Regions from separate parts of the Homo sapiens genome. Here region 1 is linked to region 2. Evidence: chromatin loops called from intact Hi-C (ENCODE). Cell type or tissue: tibial artery. All regions are shown on one strand. Links, peaks and the distances in the headings refer to the core of each region. The heading gives the core; the rest is flanking DNA. Region 1 overlaps ZNF354C (zinc finger protein 354C). Region 2 overlaps COL23A1 (collagen type XXIII alpha 1 chain).

Region 1 (8,363 bases), core at 217-8,216, 780 kb before region 2:
CAAGTCTTGAAACCTAAAATGAATCAGAAGAATTAATGCCTCCTCTGCTGGAAGAAACAAACTGATGTATCGGTGAGACAAAAAAACTGGTAACAGTATATATGAAAGAAGAGTGATACAATCAGATTTCAAATGCTGACTTGAATCTTGGGAAGAACAGGATGGGATAAAGGAAAGTGAGGTAAACAGGTTAAGGAATGGCATGGGAGAATACACTGGACAAATTAACAATGAAAATGAAGCGATTCCACCTGGATATAGTAAAGTTAGATGCAGAAGAACAGGCTGAGTAGAAGATATGAGGATACAGAAAAATGCCAAATGATAAGCCCACGCTGAATACCATGGGATACTCCACTCTGTCATCATTTTCCACTATGCATATACCAGGCAATGAAGTAGGCAGCCTGTCCACCTTCTCCTTCTTACTCACATGTCCCTTTCATTACGTTTTCTCCCCATGCTCTCTCTGAAACTCTATGCCCGATAATCTTTTAAATATTTGGATTGGTTTTCTTAAATTTCTTTACTTCATGTGACTGTGATTTTATATTGTAGTCTGTGAAGGGGGAAACAGTCTGTTAAAGAGAAGACAGGCCGGGCGCGGTGGCTCACACCTGTAATCCCAGCACTTTGGGAGGCAGGTGGATCACCTGAGCTCAGGAGTTTGAGACCAGCCTGGAGAACATGGTGAAACCCCGTCTCTACCAAAAATACAAAAAATTAGCTAGGCGTGGTGGCATGTACCTGTGGTCCCAGCTACTGAGGAGGCTAAGGTGAAAGGATCGCTTGAGCCTGGGAGGTGGAGAGTGCAGTGAGCTGTGATCACACCACTGCACTCCGGCCTGGGTGACAGAGACTCATCTCAAAAAAAAAAAAAAAAAAAGGAGTGGGGGGACATTCAGGTTTTGAAAATCACAACAGCCCTGCAGCATGACTGTGATGATTCTATGTGATCGAAGTTTAAGATGCTCATTATAAAAAAGAGGAAAACATGGAGTAAATCACCCCTGTGCAACAATCTGTCCCTGGTGATTGGAAGAATAACAATTTTTTTCATATTACCTTTCTTTTTATTTTCCTCTTTTTATTTTATCACAAAGAGAGACATATTCATTTCTTCTAATAAGCTGCAACCAAAAGACTGCACTCTCTTTGTAGGAATCTCTTGAGAATAATGAAAATCTGCAGGAGATTTGAAGTCAGTATGTCTTAAAGTCCTGAAAAATGCCCAAGCCCCAAGCTCAGCTTTGATTCTGGGTGAAAAGATTTAGTTCGAGGTGACTCTAAACTACTCTCTGTTAAAACCTGATTTCCTTTCATCAATCCATGATAGAAAATAGGTTAACATTAGATAACTGCAATTAGGTAATTGTGTGTACTTTAACCTATACAACTCAAACAAAATACAACTGGCCTGAGCATCTCAAGAGGACTCAGTATTTCCAAGAGTTTCCCAAGAACTGCCTCTTTGTGACCTACTTGTCTATAAAGAACCCCTTGTGCCCATTTCCCAGCCTCTCACTTACCTAGACGGGTATCTGAAGGGACTTCTCTTTCCACCATGCAGGGATCTTCTCCTTGCTGCAACTGATGAATCAACTTTGGCATTGAAAATGGAATCCCTGCTCATGAGGAAGCAAATGAAGTTTGAACAAATAGCATGAAGACCAATCCTAGAACTGACCTACTACTCACTCTGAACCAACACAGCAAAGAAGGCAAGCCCTGAGAGGCAGACAAGGCAGCACAAGCACTTCGCAGGGGCACTGGAGCTGTCAATGGCCGGGGAAGGTCTCAGTTCAGAACCATTATAGGGCCCTGACAATGAAGGCCTCTAAGATGGGGGGTCCCTATGTGTTTTTCAGAATCTAAACTGGGATCTCTAGTCATTGGCCTACTCCAAGGAGGGAACTGATTGGCGGTAGGATGTGAGGGAGAGTGGAGGGTAGAGAAACAGATAGCAAGAAGGGCATCACAACAAAGATGTACACTTTCCACTCTACAGCAATTCAGCCTTTCTGAGGGGCTCAGTAGGGTACAAGACCACAGGCTCGGAACCCCAAAGATGGACCTGTGAGGCGTTCCTATAACAGATTCTTCGTCATAGGCAAAAATTCTTACCCAGTGAGACCAGGCTGCTGTAGTTCTCCAGCATCACCTCCCGGTACAAGGCCCTCTGGGCAGAGTCCAGGTGCAACCACTCGTCCTGGCTGAAGAACACGGCCACATCCCTGAATGTCACAGGCTCCTGTAATGGCAAACCCATACCTGCTCACCCAGGACCATCTTCTTCAACGGAAAATGCAGGAAGAAAGTGACAGTGGGATGTACAGAAAATCTCAGGATTCTAATAATTCACGTCAACTGTTTACGTAATTTTTGGAACCACCCATTAGCTATTTAATTAAAAAAGTATTTATGGAGTACTCATTGAGAACAATGACACATGCCACGTGCAGTGGGAGTAGGGGAAAACAGGCAAAGTTCCTGCCAACAGGCAATTTAAATACCAGCCTGGGATCTTTCTCAAGAGAAGGCGATGTGATGACAGAAGCAGAGACTGGAGTGCTAGGCTCGGAAGATGGATGAGAGGGCCACAAGCCAAGGGCTGCAGGGAACCACTAGACGGTGAAAAGGGCAAGGAAACAGATTTTCCCCTGAGAGCCCTAGAAGGACCCAGCCCTGCCGACAGCCTGACCTCAAGCCAGTAAAACTGAATTCAGACTTCTGACTTCCAGAACTGTAAAAGAATACATTTATGCTGTTTCAAGATGCTGCATTTGTAGTAATTTGTTACAGCAGCAATAAGAAAGAAATACAATGTGAACAATTGAAGACAACCTACATATCTATCAATAAGGGAATGGATAAGCAAATTTCAGTACATTTATTCCATGAAACGTCATGCAGCCGCTAAATAGAATGAGGTAGATCTCTATGACACTGGAATTTGACCTTCATATATTATTGATTCATATGAAAAAGCCAGCCACAAAAGAATCTATATTTGTTGAAAAACTCTACATCTGTATATACATATATATGACACATGCACAACTATCTGGAAGGATACAAGCTGTCACCCTCGTTATTCTTTGATATTTGTGGAGAGGGGCAGAAAAGCAATCTTTCACTTATTACTTTATGCCCTATCATTAGGCTTACAGTTTTTTACAGTTAGGGAGATTGTGTGTATGTATGTGTGTTCCTTTGCTTTGAATTTTCTTAAATTCCATTTTATTTTATTTTATTTTATTTATAATTTTTTTTTTGAGATGGAGTCTTGCTCTGTTGCCAGGCTGGAGTGCAGTGGTGCAATCTCAGCTCATTGCAACCTCTGCCTCCCAGGTTCAAGCAATTCTCCTGCCTCAGCCTCCTGAGTAGCTGGGACTACAGGCACATACCACCAGCTTATTTTTTTTTTTTCTTTTTCTGAGACAGAGTCTCACTCTGTCGCCCAGGCTAGAGTGCAGTGGCGCGATCTCAGCTCACTGCAAGCTCTGCCTCCCGGGTTCACACCATTCTCCTGCCTCAGCCTCCCGAGTAGCTGGGACTACAGGCGCCCACCACCACACCCGGCTAATTTTTTTGTATATTTGTAGAGACGGGGTTTCACCATGTTGGCCAGGATGGTCTGATCTCTTGACCTCATGATCCACCTCCTGCCTCAGCCTCCCAAAATGCTGGACTTACAGGTGTGAACCACTACACTTGGCCTATTTTAACTTATATGTTGACTTTGTAGTTAGACCTCTTTGTATTTTTAGTGGTTACTCGAATAATTATAATGTACATTTTTGGTTACTCATCACCTATTTAGAGCTAATATATCGTTTCACATAGAATGCAAGAATCTTGCAAGTATATAGGACATCACCACCCTTCTTTATGCTATAGTTTTACAAAGATTTTCCCAGTTCAGAGAGTTGACAGCACTTACCAAACTTCACTGAGCGTATTCATGTCAAGGTTTTTATTGAAAGGCAAAGGGTACAGCACAGCAAGAGAAAGAGAGTTCAGGGAAGCACTAGAAAGCCAAGAGACACTCCATGTGCTGTCTCCCTTATTTGCACAGACCACGCCATGACTCTGGGTCTGTGTGAAGAATCTTGGTGTGGGAGAGCTCAAAGGAGGAACTCTCAGCAGGGGCCTTTTTATGTAATCAAGCAAGTCCTGTCAAATCATTTAGGCCAGTTGCAAGCCATCAGTAAGGAAGCTTACCAGGAGTAGCCAGTGGCATTGAGATCTTAAAAATACACAAGCCAGGCCGGGTGTGGTGGCTCACGCCTGTAATCCCAGCCCCTTGGGAGGCAGAGGTGGGCGGATCACCTGAGGTCAGGAGTGCGAGAACTTCCTGGCCAACACAGTGAAACCCTGTCTCTACTAAAAAAAAAAAAAAAAGTACAAAAATTAGCCAGGCGCGGTGGCTCACACCTGTAATCTCAGCACTTTGGGAGGCTGACGCGGGCGGATCACGAGGTCAAGAGATGGAGACCATCCTGGCCAACATGGTGAAACCCCATCTCTACTAAAAATACAAAAATTAGCTGGGCATGGTGGCACGTGCCTGTAGTCCCAGCTACTCGGGAGGCTGAGGCAGGAGAATCACTTGAACCGGGAGGTAGAGGTTGCAGTGACCCAAGATCACACCACTGCACTCCAGCCTGGGAGACAGAGCGAGACTCTTTCTGAAAAAACAAACAAAACAACAACAACAAAAACTTACACAAGCTGATGGCTGGGTTCAGTGGCTCACACCTGTAACCCTAGCACTTTGGTAGGCCAAGGTGGGTGGACTGCCTGAGCTCAGCAGTTCAAGACCAGCCTGGGCAACATGGTGAAACCCCATCTCTACTAAAAATACAAAAAATTAGCCAGGCTTGGTTGCATGCACCTGTTGTCCCAGCTACTCAGGAGGCTGAGACATGAGAATTGTTTGAACCCAGGGAAGCTGCAGTGAGCCAAGATCACACCACTTCACTCCAGCCCTCTGTCTCAAAAAACAGAAACAAAAACAAAACAAAAAACAAAAAACAACAACAACAAAAAACCATGCTGCCTTTATCTTGTTTTGGCCAAGAGTCAAAAAAATAGACCACCAAGAATTCCCAGAGATAAAAATAGAGCTTTTCTAGAGAAAAAGATAGAGCTTTTCCAGTCCAGATGTAAATAAATTCTATCTTCATGGTGGTTATTTGTATTATAGCTGCCTACATTGTAAACCCCCTCCTATAATACAATAGTATTATTTTGCTTTAAGCAATCAGCTGCACTTTAAAGAAATCGAAAGGAAAAAAAGTATTTTATATTTATCCAGATAGCTACCATTTCTAATGCTCTTCATTCTTCCTAAAATCAGAGTTCCCCTCTGGTATATTTTTCTTTTAACTTACATAACTTCCTTTTTAGTGTATCTTATAGTACAGGCCTGCTGGCAATGAATTAGCTTAATTTTATTTTACCTGAAAATGGCTTTATTTCATCTTGATTCTTGAAGAGTATTTTCATTGGATATAGAATTCTGGGTTGATTTTTTTTGTCTCTCTCTTTCAGCATGTAAAATGTCATTCTATTGCTTCCTGGTCTTTGTTGTTTCTGATGAGAAGCCAGCGGTCATTCAAATATTGATTCTCTGTATGTAGTACAATTTTTTTCAGCCTCCTTTCAAATCTTTGTTTTTTGTGATTTCTCTATGACTTTCCCCAATATGGTAGAAACCAGCTAGCTATATGTGGCTACTAAGTACATGAAATGTGGCTCTTCTGAATTGCGATATGTTATCTGTATAAAATACATACCAGATTATTTACTTAAAAACATACATACACACACATACAACATATACATACATACATACACAAACATATATGCAAGTTATCTCAATAATTTTATATTGATTTCATGTGGAAATAATATTTGGATCTACTGGGTCAAAGAAAATATATTATTAAAGTTAATTTATTTGCTTCTGTTTACTTTTTTAATGTAGCTGGTGGAAAATTTTATATTAGGTATGTGGCTTGCATTCTTGGTTCACACTATATTTCTATTGCATGTCACTGATCAATGATGTGTGTAGCTGTGACTTCCTTTGTATTTATCCTGCTTGAGATTCATCAAATGTTATAAATCAGTAAATTTATGTTTTTTACCAAATTTGATAAATTTTAGGCCATTATTTCCTTTTAATATAGTTTGTCCATTCTTTGTCCCCTCTCCTTCTAGAACTCTAATTTCATGTATATTAGACCTTTTAATATCATTTAATTGGTAACTGAGGGCCTTTTTTCTCCCTGTTTTTCAGATAGGATAATTTCTGTCAATCTACCTTCAACTGTCACTGACTTCTCCTTATGTTCATTTCCAAAAGTTAAGCCTATTCAGTAATTTTTTTTTTTTACAATTTCAGGTATCTTATTTTTCAGTTCTAAAACTTCATAGTCTAGAATTACTTTTTTCACAATCTCTATTTCTCTGCTTGCATTTCCTATTAGTTCATTCTTTACATGTATATTTTCCTTTAAGTCCTTGAGCACAGTTATAGTAGTTGCTTTAAAATCTTTGTGAATTCTAATATCTGGGTCATCTGGGTCATTGTCTCTATTGATTGTCTTCCTCTTGAGTTTTGGTTACACTTCCCCATTTCTTCATATGCCTACCTTATCCTGGAAATTGTACAGTACACAATGTGTAGAAACTCTGGATTTTGTTATGTTCCTTTGAAGAGTACTGACTTTTTTAAGCAGGTAGTTAATTTAGTTGGAGTCAAATTCCGAACTCTGCCACCTCTCTAGTGGGCAGCATCAAATATCTTTGTTCAGTTCTTATTTGGGCTACTTTGAGTCTGTCCTGTGCATGTATGGTTCAGGGGTCAGCTAGAGATTTGGGCAGAGTTTGTGCACAGAATCTGGGGCTTCCCTTCTCTGCCTCTCTCCTTTCCAAGATTCCTCCTCTCACTTTCCAACTGCTAAGTTTGCCTCAAACTCTATCTTGTGGTTATTCACACCAGTAAGACTGCAAGTTTGTGACTAAGTTTTGATTATTCTGTTGGTGCTGACTGTGGCCTACTCCCAGGCAAAAAGCTGTAAAAAACAGAAAATTTATCTGGTGACAATTCCTTCTTCCAAATATACACAGGTGTCTAATATCTGTCTGCTTTTGATTTCTCTCCAGTACCTTAAGGTTTCTTATATTTTATCCAGAGTGTAGTAGTTATCCACAGATGAATTAGTCTGAAAGGAGCTATTTCTCTATTACCAGAAGCTGGAAGCACATGTATCTTTTTGAAAGTATATTTTAAAAAGTAAAAAAAAAAAAAAAAAAAATGAGCCTGGCAAAGTCATTAAATATTAAGAAATGATAAAATGACCGACTACTAGAACTCCAGACCTGAAACACATCTTATCAATCATCTCATCCAGTTGTTCTCGTTAGCGTGTGGTATCTCCTCCCACCTCCCTAGAGTGAGTAGCAATGTGTGAGGGTGTTTCATTTTTCACAGTGACTAAGGGAGTCCTGCCGGCATTTAAAAAAAGAGATCAGGGTCAGGCACAGTGGCTCACGCCTGTAATCCCAGCACTTTGGGAGGCTGAGGCAGGCAGATCACGAGGTCAGGAGATCAAGACCATCCTGGGTAACACAGTGAAATGCCGTCTCTACTAAAAATACAAAAAAAAATTAGCCAGGCTTGGTGGCAGGCGCCTGTAGTCCCAGCTACTCAGGAGGCTGAGGCAGGAGAATGGCGTGAACCTGAGAGGCGGAGCTTGCAGTGAGCCGAGATCGCACCACTACACTCCAGCTTGGGCAACAGAGCAAGACTCTGTCTCAAAAAAAAAAAAAAAAAAAAAAAAAGAGCGATCAAGGCTGCTAATCATCTGGAAATGGATGAGAGAGTGCTGCATAAGGAAAGACAACTCCACTCAAAATGCTTATAATGTTCTCACTTAGAAACACTTGTTGTCTAAGCTGTATTTTTAAAATGCAAGATGAGAATCTGGGTTGTGGCAGGTGGCTTTATAAGAAGATTATAAGAAATGTGAAGTTTGTTTTAGGTTTCCAGCAATAGAAACTGACTTTGGCTCATTTACACAAGAGACCAGGTAGCTCCAGGGAAACTGATAGTCACAGAAGTAGGCTTGGAAAATAAAACAGAAACTAGGGCAGCAACATTCCGGACCACAGCCAGGATCACACTAGGAAACCAGACTTGTGAGAATACTGTTGTCATGGAAAAGTAGATGGTACAGCCTCACCAGCACAAGACAGCTACTGCTTTTGCTGTGCCACTCCTCCTTCCCCTACAAACTCAATGTTACTGATGTTGCCACAAATTACCAGACTGTACTCGATATCAGAGGCCC
Region 2 (8,363 bases), core at 160-8,159:
GGGTTTTTGCCATGTTGGCCAAGCTGGTCTCTAACTCCTGACCTCAGGTGATCCACCCGCCTCGGCCTCCCAAAGTGCTGGGATTACAGGCCTGAGCCACCATGCCCAGCCTTGTCTTTGACATCTTTGGATGTCACAGTCGTGGAAGGTTTGTCCAAGGCAGTGGCAGTGGAGCCATGCCATGCCGGCTGCAGGAACACAGCCAATGTGAATGTCTAAGGCTGAAGGGAGCTGGCAGCTTGGGGAACTGAGAGGGAAGGATGGAGCAGAGCACCGTGCCCAAGGGCATTGGAGACTGGCAAGGACTGGGCCATGCAGGAAGGCTGGGCCAGGAGTTGGGATTTCATTCCGTGTGCCGTGGGAAGCCCTGGAAAGGGGTTGGGCATTTTGTAAACGCCCCTCTGGCTGGTGGAGTTGGGTGCCCAGGAGGAGGAGTCGGATTAGGAGGCTGTGACGCTGGTGCTGGCATGAAGCAATGGTAGCCTGGTGACATGGTGCCAGTAGGGCCCAAGAGAAGTGGTGGGCAGTGTGTTTTAAAGTCTTGTAGATGAGCTTGAGGTGGACTGTCCCACGAGCAACGAGATCAGTCTCCGGAACGCTGCCATTCCCACTCTGCCACCCCTCTGGAGACCATGGATGGTGCCATGGGTTTAGGGTCCTACGGGACTGCCTCTGGCTGGACTACCGCCTCACCAGCCGGGTGATTCAGACACACCACACACCCTCCCGGGGACCTCTGGGGAAGCTCAGTACACATTACCGCTCTTTCTGTGGTAGGAAAAAAAAACGGCGTGGCCAAGAAAGGGGGCCTGGGTCCTCCCACGGACGAAAGTGCCTTCCCAGCAGCCCCTGCGTGGGATCCGCGGGGGTCGTGAAGTGCGTATCTCACCTCTCTCTGCCCCAGGTCAGAAGAGGACATGACCCTGGGCATGGTAGCCTTTCTGGGCCTCAGTTTCCTCATCTGTAAAATGCACCTAGTGAGGTTGCAGCAGGGGTTACATGAAATGCTCTGGGGAACGCATTCAGTGGAGCTGCCGGTGCACGAGGAGTGCTCAGTGAGGGAGCGATGTTGACTCTTACAGCCCCTCCTTCGTCTCATCTGGGCTGCACTTCACGCCAGTCCCCAGGGCTCTGCTCTCAGGACCTCAGGCTCTCAGAATAATAATCCCAGCCTGAGCTTCCCTGGAGGCAGCTTGGACATGAGTGTGAGGAAAGGCAGCAAAAGCTGGGAGGAGCAAAGACACAGAGCTTTCTCCAGCCACTGTCAAGTTCAAGTGTGTTGACGCTTTTGACTCAGTGAGCTATACACAAATATCCAATGGTGTGAAAGAGCCCAGGGTGAGAGGTCAGTCTCCCTGCTGCTCCTGCCCTCTGGCCATTTGGCCCCCCTACTCAGAAGCAACCCTGATGACCACTTCCTTGCACCCACACCTAGAGATGTCCTGTTTATACAAACAAAAGTCTACAGATCATTTTTACTACATGCCATTCTATACCCTTTTAAAATGCAGCAATACACCCTGGAGATAGTTCCATATCAGAACTTACAGAACATTACCTTTTTCATGGCTGCATAGTATTCCATCTGCAGCTGCACCATCCTCTATTTAATCAGTTCCATCTGTGCCATTTCTAATACTTTTACTATCTCAACACTTCTGTGATGAGGACTGTTTTTACACCACATCCTTTTACATATGTGTTAACATAGCTGCAGAATACATTTCTAGGAGGATAATTGCTGTGGCAATTGGCACATACATTTTAAATCTTAGTATTGCCAGATCACTCTCTAGAGAGAAGGTTCCAATTTATCCTCTCACCAGTGTGTGAGGTGACTGTCCTCATTGCCCTTCACACAGTAGGTCATGAGATTTTTTTCATTTTTTTGATCTGATATGATTGTAATTTTAACCTTCATTTCTTTTATTATGAATGAAGATTAGCACTTATAGCTACAAAAGTTAATCCTCGTTCATAATCCAGATATTTCAGGGCTATTTGTATTTTCTGTTCTGTGATCTCTTCATTCATATCTTTGGATATCTTGTTTCTACTAGGTTGCTGATGTTTTGAGAGATGTCTTGTAGGAATGTTTGTATGTCAAGATATCTAGCCTTTGTGACATGAGTTAGATAGATGTTTCGTAGGTTGGCTTTGTTTTTGAGCCAGAGTCTCACTCTGTCACCGAGGCCGGGGTGCAGTGGTGTGATCTCGGCCCACTGCAACCTCTGCCTCCCAGGTTCAAGCAATTGTCCTGCCTCAGCCTCCCAAGTAACTGGGATCACAAGCACACGCCAGCACACCCGGCTAATTGGTTTTTTAGTTTTTTGTTTTTTGTTTTGTTTTGTTTTGTTTTGTTGTATTTTTAATAAAGACAGGGTTTCACCATGTTGGCCAGGCTGATCTCAAACTCCTGACCTCAAGTGATCCGCCTGCCTCGGCCTCCCAAAGTGCTGGGATTATAGGCGTGAGCCACCGCACACGGCCTAGGTTGGCCTTTGACTTTGCTTCCGAGACTTTTTGCCTTGCAGACATTTTTTGGGTTTATGTGGTTGGATCAGACCTCTCTTTTATGGCTTCTGGATTATGAACCATAGGTGGAAAAGCCTGCCCTCTCCCAGGCTAGAAAGGAATGTTCCCACATTTTCTTCTAGGATTTTTATGGTTTTCTTAACATGTAAAATCATTGATCCTTTTGGAATTCATCCTGGTTGATGCTGAGGCAGGGATCCAATTTCATTTTTTTGTGATAACTAGTGGTTATAACACATCTCTCCTTACTGTTTCCAGAGGCTCAGGTGTGGGGCACTGGGGAAGGAGCTCGGTAGTGATTTGGGGAGGGAGCTCGGTAGTGATTTGGGGAGGGAGCTCGGTAGTGATTTGGGGAGGGAGCTCGGTAGTGATTTGGGGAGGGAGCTGGGTAGTGATTTGGGAGGGAGCTCGGTAGTGATTTGGGGAGGGAGTTCGGTAGTGATTTGGGGAGGGAGCTCGGTAGTGATTTGGGGAGGGAGCTCGGTAGTGATTTGGGGAGGGAGCTGGGTAGTGATTTGGGAGGGAGCTCGGTAGTGATTTGGGGAGGGAGCTCGGTAGTGATTTGGGGAGGGAGCTCGGTAGTGATTTGGGGAGGCAGATCACCACGTGGAAGGCACCACTGGGTTCGGGCCATTGTCTTAGGAACAAGACAGTGAGGAGGGAAGTGTCAGGATCAGATCTGCATTTTGAGAACTATGACCCTGGCCCCAGAATGGGAGACTGGGGTGGTGATGGGGTGTCATTCTAGAAGCCATCTCTGATCCCACGTGCACCCACCTCATTGCTAGTCGGTTCCAGCCCCTGGGTCACCAGCCCTCTCTCCCACAGTACTTCTGGGTGAATTCCTGTGAATCTTGATAGCCACGTAGAAGCCCCTTACACAGCCTGGCCTCTGGACTCCGTGGCCTCCTCTCCTCTGATAGACTTGGCCTCCTCTGACAACAGCCTGTCCCTCCAGAGGTCTTGCCCGATATAAATGCAGCATCCACAAATTCTCAGTTCACAAATTCCAGCCCATTCCCTCTTCCTGACCCCCACAACCCTTCCATCTCCAGCCTTCAGATCCATGGATCCCAGCCCCTTGCCCCTCACCCCTCCAGCTGGAATCCTGCCAGCTTCCCCATGCCAGACCTCCCTGCCCCTCCCTCCTCCCTCATTCTTACTCAGCAAAAGCCCCACCCCAGACTGAACCCAGTCCCCTCCACATGCTCCACTCCAGTGCGTGCAGATTACCCAGCTGGAGAGAAACACCCCCAGCCCCCGTGGCCCTTTCTGCTGCCTGGCTGAGGCCACATTGTCCAACCCACTCAGCCTCTCCCGCTCAGTCCCCGAACACCTCCTGCAGCATCATCACCTGAGGCTGACGGCCTCGCTTCCTGCTTCACTGAGAGAGTTGGCACAATCAGAAGAGAACTTGCCCGAACTCCCACCTCCATGGCACATGCCTAGCAGCACCAGGCACTCTTCCTCCTGCCATCTCCACAGATGGACTGTCCAGGCCCCCATCTGTGCCAGCGCCAAGAGCCAGCCCTTCTCACCTCCTCAAGAATGTGGCTCTAGGACTCTCCCCTCCTCCCCCACACCGAATCCTCTCTCTCTGCTGGACCACTCTCATCCTACAAACATGTGGCCATGTCTCTCATCCTAAAGAAATACCCATATCCATCTCCAGGCCCCACTCCCACAAAGCAACTGTTCATTTCCTCCCCTTTGCAGCAGAGCTCCTCCAAAGCACCCACTGTCCACATCCCTCAACCCCCTTCTCTCTGAAACCCTCTCCCATCAGACCCCCCTCCTGTCACTCCCTGGACATGCCTCTGCATTGCTACATCCAGTTCCTGGTCTTCTTACTTGACCCATCAGCAGGGCAGTTACTTCGTCCTGTGCACAGGCGATCACTCCCTCCTGAGACACTTTCTCTACTTTGCTTCCAGGACTTCTTGATCTTCTCTTTAACTTGCAGCAGTGCCACGTGTGCCAAGCTTCTGACCCCTTCAGCCAAGCCTGCCCCACTACTATCTCCCCACCTCTGTTGACGGCAGCCCCATCCTTTCAGTTGCTGAAGCCAAAACTAGGGAGATCCTCTTGGCTGTGCTGTCAGAATCAATCCAGAACCCAACCACGTCCACCACTTCCACTGCCACCACCAGCTGTGAGCCACTGTCCTCTCTCCCCTGCAGCATGCAGTAGCCTCCAGGTTCTACCCCTGCTACCCCACACGGGGATCTTTAAAATATGAGCCAGGTCTCACCCTCTCTCTGCTCAAGGCCCTACCCAATTGCCCCACATTGCCCCTCTAAAGCCACCTCCCACTGTTTCTTGCTGTGAGGGAGAGAGCAGAGGAAGGGCAGGAATAGAACGGGGTGTGTGATCAAGGGATGGCTTTGCCAGCCGAGGAATTAGAGCATGTTTCAGAGCTGTTGGGCAGGACTTGCATGAGAGGGCAAGTGTGACTAAGATCCAGAGGGACCGTAGATGGGGCCAGGCTCTGGGCAATACAGAGGGGACAGTGGCCTAATTGAAGGTGGGTCAGTTCTTCCGAGTTAACCTGAAGGCATGGAGAGGAGGGCAGGTGCAGGGGCAGGTGCGGGCACAGGCGCAAGTGCTGGTGCAGGAACAGATCGAGGAGGAGGGGCAGGTGGAAAGGCAGGTACAGGTATAGGCATAGTTGCAGATGCAGGCGCAGGCACGGGGGAGGTACAGATGCAGGCACAGGCTGAGGTGCAGGTCCAGGCACAGGTACAGGCACAGATGTATACAACTGGTGTTGGAAAGGCGATGGCGAACCTATCCGGCAGCTTTTGTTTGCTTTGGAAAATAGGAATCAAGGTCATTGGCTGACAGTGAGGAGTCAGCTCAATGGGATGTCCAAGCTGCCAGCATCTTGCTCTGTTCCGCCCTGATCTAGACTTGGGGAAAGCACTGTCCCCCATGTCATCATTCTGGGGTGTGAGTACATCAGTGTTTCAAGCCAAAAATCCTTGTCATCTCTCTCCTTCCTCTATGCATCGCTACTGTGCGAGCCCCATCTCTCCCCTGACCAACATCTTCTGACTCTCTCCACTCCCCCCTCACCCACCAGCACCTGCATGGGGACACCTCAGCGCATCTCCAGGTGCACTCTTGCCCCTCCCCATCGCTCCTCCTTGCAGAGCCCTTCGCTGACTCCCCTTCACCCTTAGAACCAAGCCCCCCAGACCATTACATGGAAACAAACCCCCGGGCTTGGCTGGCCCTGCCTTCTCCGGCCCTCCCGCTGCTGCAGCAGCCTTCACTTCTCCTGGATCCTCAAAAGCCCGTGATCTTGGCATGTTCTGAGCTTGTCCATCTCTGCAACACTCCTCCCTCCTCTTTTCTCACCCTCTGGACTCGGCCCAGCCTGGGTCAGGGCCCTTGTGCTATGCATGGAGCTTCCTGGCCTTCTCCTTGTGTAATGTCCTCTTAAGGATCTGTCTGCTCAGTCAACATTCATGAGCCAGGGCTCTTGCCTCTTGCACTCACTACTGGTCCCGTTAGTTACCCCCATGGCTCCTGGCTCATACTTGGGACGTATAAATCGTGCTGGCCGCTGACTGCCGGGTGCTGCCTCCCCGTGTGGCCTCATTCTCGAGTGAGGTTCGGGGTCTGGTTTGGCAGCCGCGTGGCTTAGTGCACAGAGCCTAGGGGTGGTAGAGTTGGGAGACCTCCTTCCATCCAGCATGCGCTCACTCCACCATAATCAACGATGTGGCCCCACACAAGTCGCTGCTCTGTGAGCCTCTGCGTTATCAGCTGTCCAGTGGAGATGTTCATCAGACCTCTCACAAAAGATGGTTGGGAAGGTCAAATGCAATAACGAGTATGCAACATGCTTCACAAGCTGTGAGGTGAAGCCCCTGTGGGCCTCATAAGGGTTCTCTGTGAGCCCTCATCTGGTAGACAAGCCTCAGCTGCAGCCCCAGGCCCTGCTACTCCTCATGCATTTCTAACCCTGGAGCTGGGCAGCAGGAGCCCCCTCCCCCAAAAAGCCTGTTCAGCCACACCCATTTGCCATTCCTCCCAGTATTCTCTCTGTCCAAAATGTTTGCTCCCCCAGTCTGCCCTCAATAGAAATAAACCATCCCCTCAGGAGCACCAGAGCTTGTCCTTTAAGTAGGAACATGTTCCAATTCCTACTCAGTGCCAGAACCCAAAGCTGCCTGGTGACATGAATGCATGCACCCATGCATGTGGGAACTGTCACCACCACCCCCGTGACCATCCCGGCCCCTCCAAGGGCAAAGGTGCTCCTTCTGCTCTGCCCCCAGCTTCAGGCCGTGGCAGGAAACAGCCATGGCAGCATCAAAGCCTTCCGGGGAGAGGTGGCCAGGAGCCGTGCTGAGGACAGGTGAGGGGACCGTGCTGAGGACAGGCGAGGGGACTCTGCCTTCCACACTGACTGTGGCTTCTCTGCTTGTGTTTTGCAGGTCCTCCAGTAAGTGTCCTGGACTGTGCTGTCTGCTTCTGAAAGATAAGATGTTTGGTTCTCTCTCTGTTGCAATTCCATGAACATAATTTTGGTTAGGGAGGTGTGTCCTCAGAAAACATCAGTCCTATTAAAAAGTGGCCAGGTGCGGTGGCTCACGCCTGGAATCCCAGCACTTTGGGAGGCCAAGGTGGACAGATCACTTGAGATCAGAAGTTTGAGACCAGCCTGGCCAACATAGTGAGACCTCGTCTCTACTAAAAATACAAAAAATAGCCAGGCGTGGTGGCGGGTGCCTGTAACCCCAGCTACTCAGGAAATCGAGGCACGAAAAATTGCTTGAACCCAGGAGGCAGAGGTTGCAGTGAGTCGAGATCGCACCACTGCACTCCAGCCTGGGCAGCAGACAGAATGAGACCCCGTCTCAAACACAAAAACAAAAACTCATGTGTTTGGGGGGAAAAAATCAGTCATACAGGAGTCATGTTATATTTTAATTTGTAGATGAATGCAGGCACAGAATTCCACAGGCTTGACCTGTTCGCCGGAACGTTCTGTGACCATTTTCCTAGCAAGAGAGCCAGCGCACAAGCCTGGTTGTTCCTCACCAAATCTTGGGCTCACCTTGGTACACGGAAATGCTAGCACCATGTCCGTAGCTTTAAAATGCTCCGTGACAGTTGACGTTTCTAAATGCTTCAGTGTCCCGTGCTTTGGCAGAAAGAGCTGTAGAGTCGGGCAGTTGTCCCAGGAATTAGTCGGGCTTGACCACTAGACCCTGGGGTTCATTTTTCTTCTTTGCCAGAATGTGGATCAGACAGCTGAGACCTTGTGAGCACACCTGGCTGGTGAGGGCATGGCACTGGAGCAGGAGGAAAATGTCACTGCATTTGTGAGGGGTGTGAAGGGTATGAGGGAAGCACTGGGCAGCTCCCTTGAACTTCTCCTGGCCGGCCAGAGGCAGGTTTGAATGCAGGGGATTGCAAGTGGTCCTAGAAATCCCATTCATTCTCCAGGGCAAAGGATGTGCCTGCCTTTGATTCATGCTGTCAGTTTTTCAGAGCCCGGTAAATCCCAGTTAATCCACTCAAGAAGCACATTGACAGTCAGAGCCAAAATCAGCCTTCTCAAGGAATTCCTTTCAGATGAGCCCTTTTATTTTTTACTTCCGTGTACCATGATTGGTTTCCCGATCAGTGCCCTTCGGAATCTGGGCTTCTCGGTGCATGCAGCCCCACCGTGAGCCAAGCAAGACAGCAGGATTGTGTTGATTTATTGGCTTCAAGCGATGTTTGGCAGCTGAGTTCTTCCTGGCTGTCTCAGGGAGGCTAGCGTGTGTGAACTTGCTGAAGTACCTAACGCCGGGGGCTATAGAGTGTTTTTT

What was found. Peaks named below come from ENCODE experiments on the same cell type or tissue, not always from the same donor. Only the 100,000 strongest peaks of a DNase experiment are listed, where the experiment ranks them.
Region 1: a loop joins it to region 2, with 5 times the contacts of the local background. A loop is called at or near these places in 2 of 110 quality-filtered maps.

Annotation. Positions count from the first base shown.
Region 1 is chr5:179,070,333-179,078,695 of GRCh38, reverse strand. ZNF354C (zinc finger protein 354C) reads right to left here. Exons shown (of 5, transcript NM_014594.3): 3 at 2,125-2,251; 4 at 1,530-1,625; 5 at 1-13. Among named protein-coding and RNA genes, the nearest start is that of ZNF354C, 14 kb to the right of the region's middle. In tibial artery, for the core only: no CTCF peak of the experiment used is centred there; no DNase peak of the experiment used is centred there.
Region 2 is chr5:178,288,987-178,297,349 of GRCh38, reverse strand. COL23A1 (collagen type XXIII alpha 1 chain) reads left to right here. Exons shown (of 29, transcript NM_173465.4): 4 at 6,981-6,988. Among named protein-coding and RNA genes, the nearest start is that of PHYKPL, 60 kb to the right of the region's middle. In tibial artery, for the core only: no CTCF peak of the experiment used is centred there; a DNase peak (open chromatin) is centred at 4,579; H3K27me3 peaks cover 3,242 bases.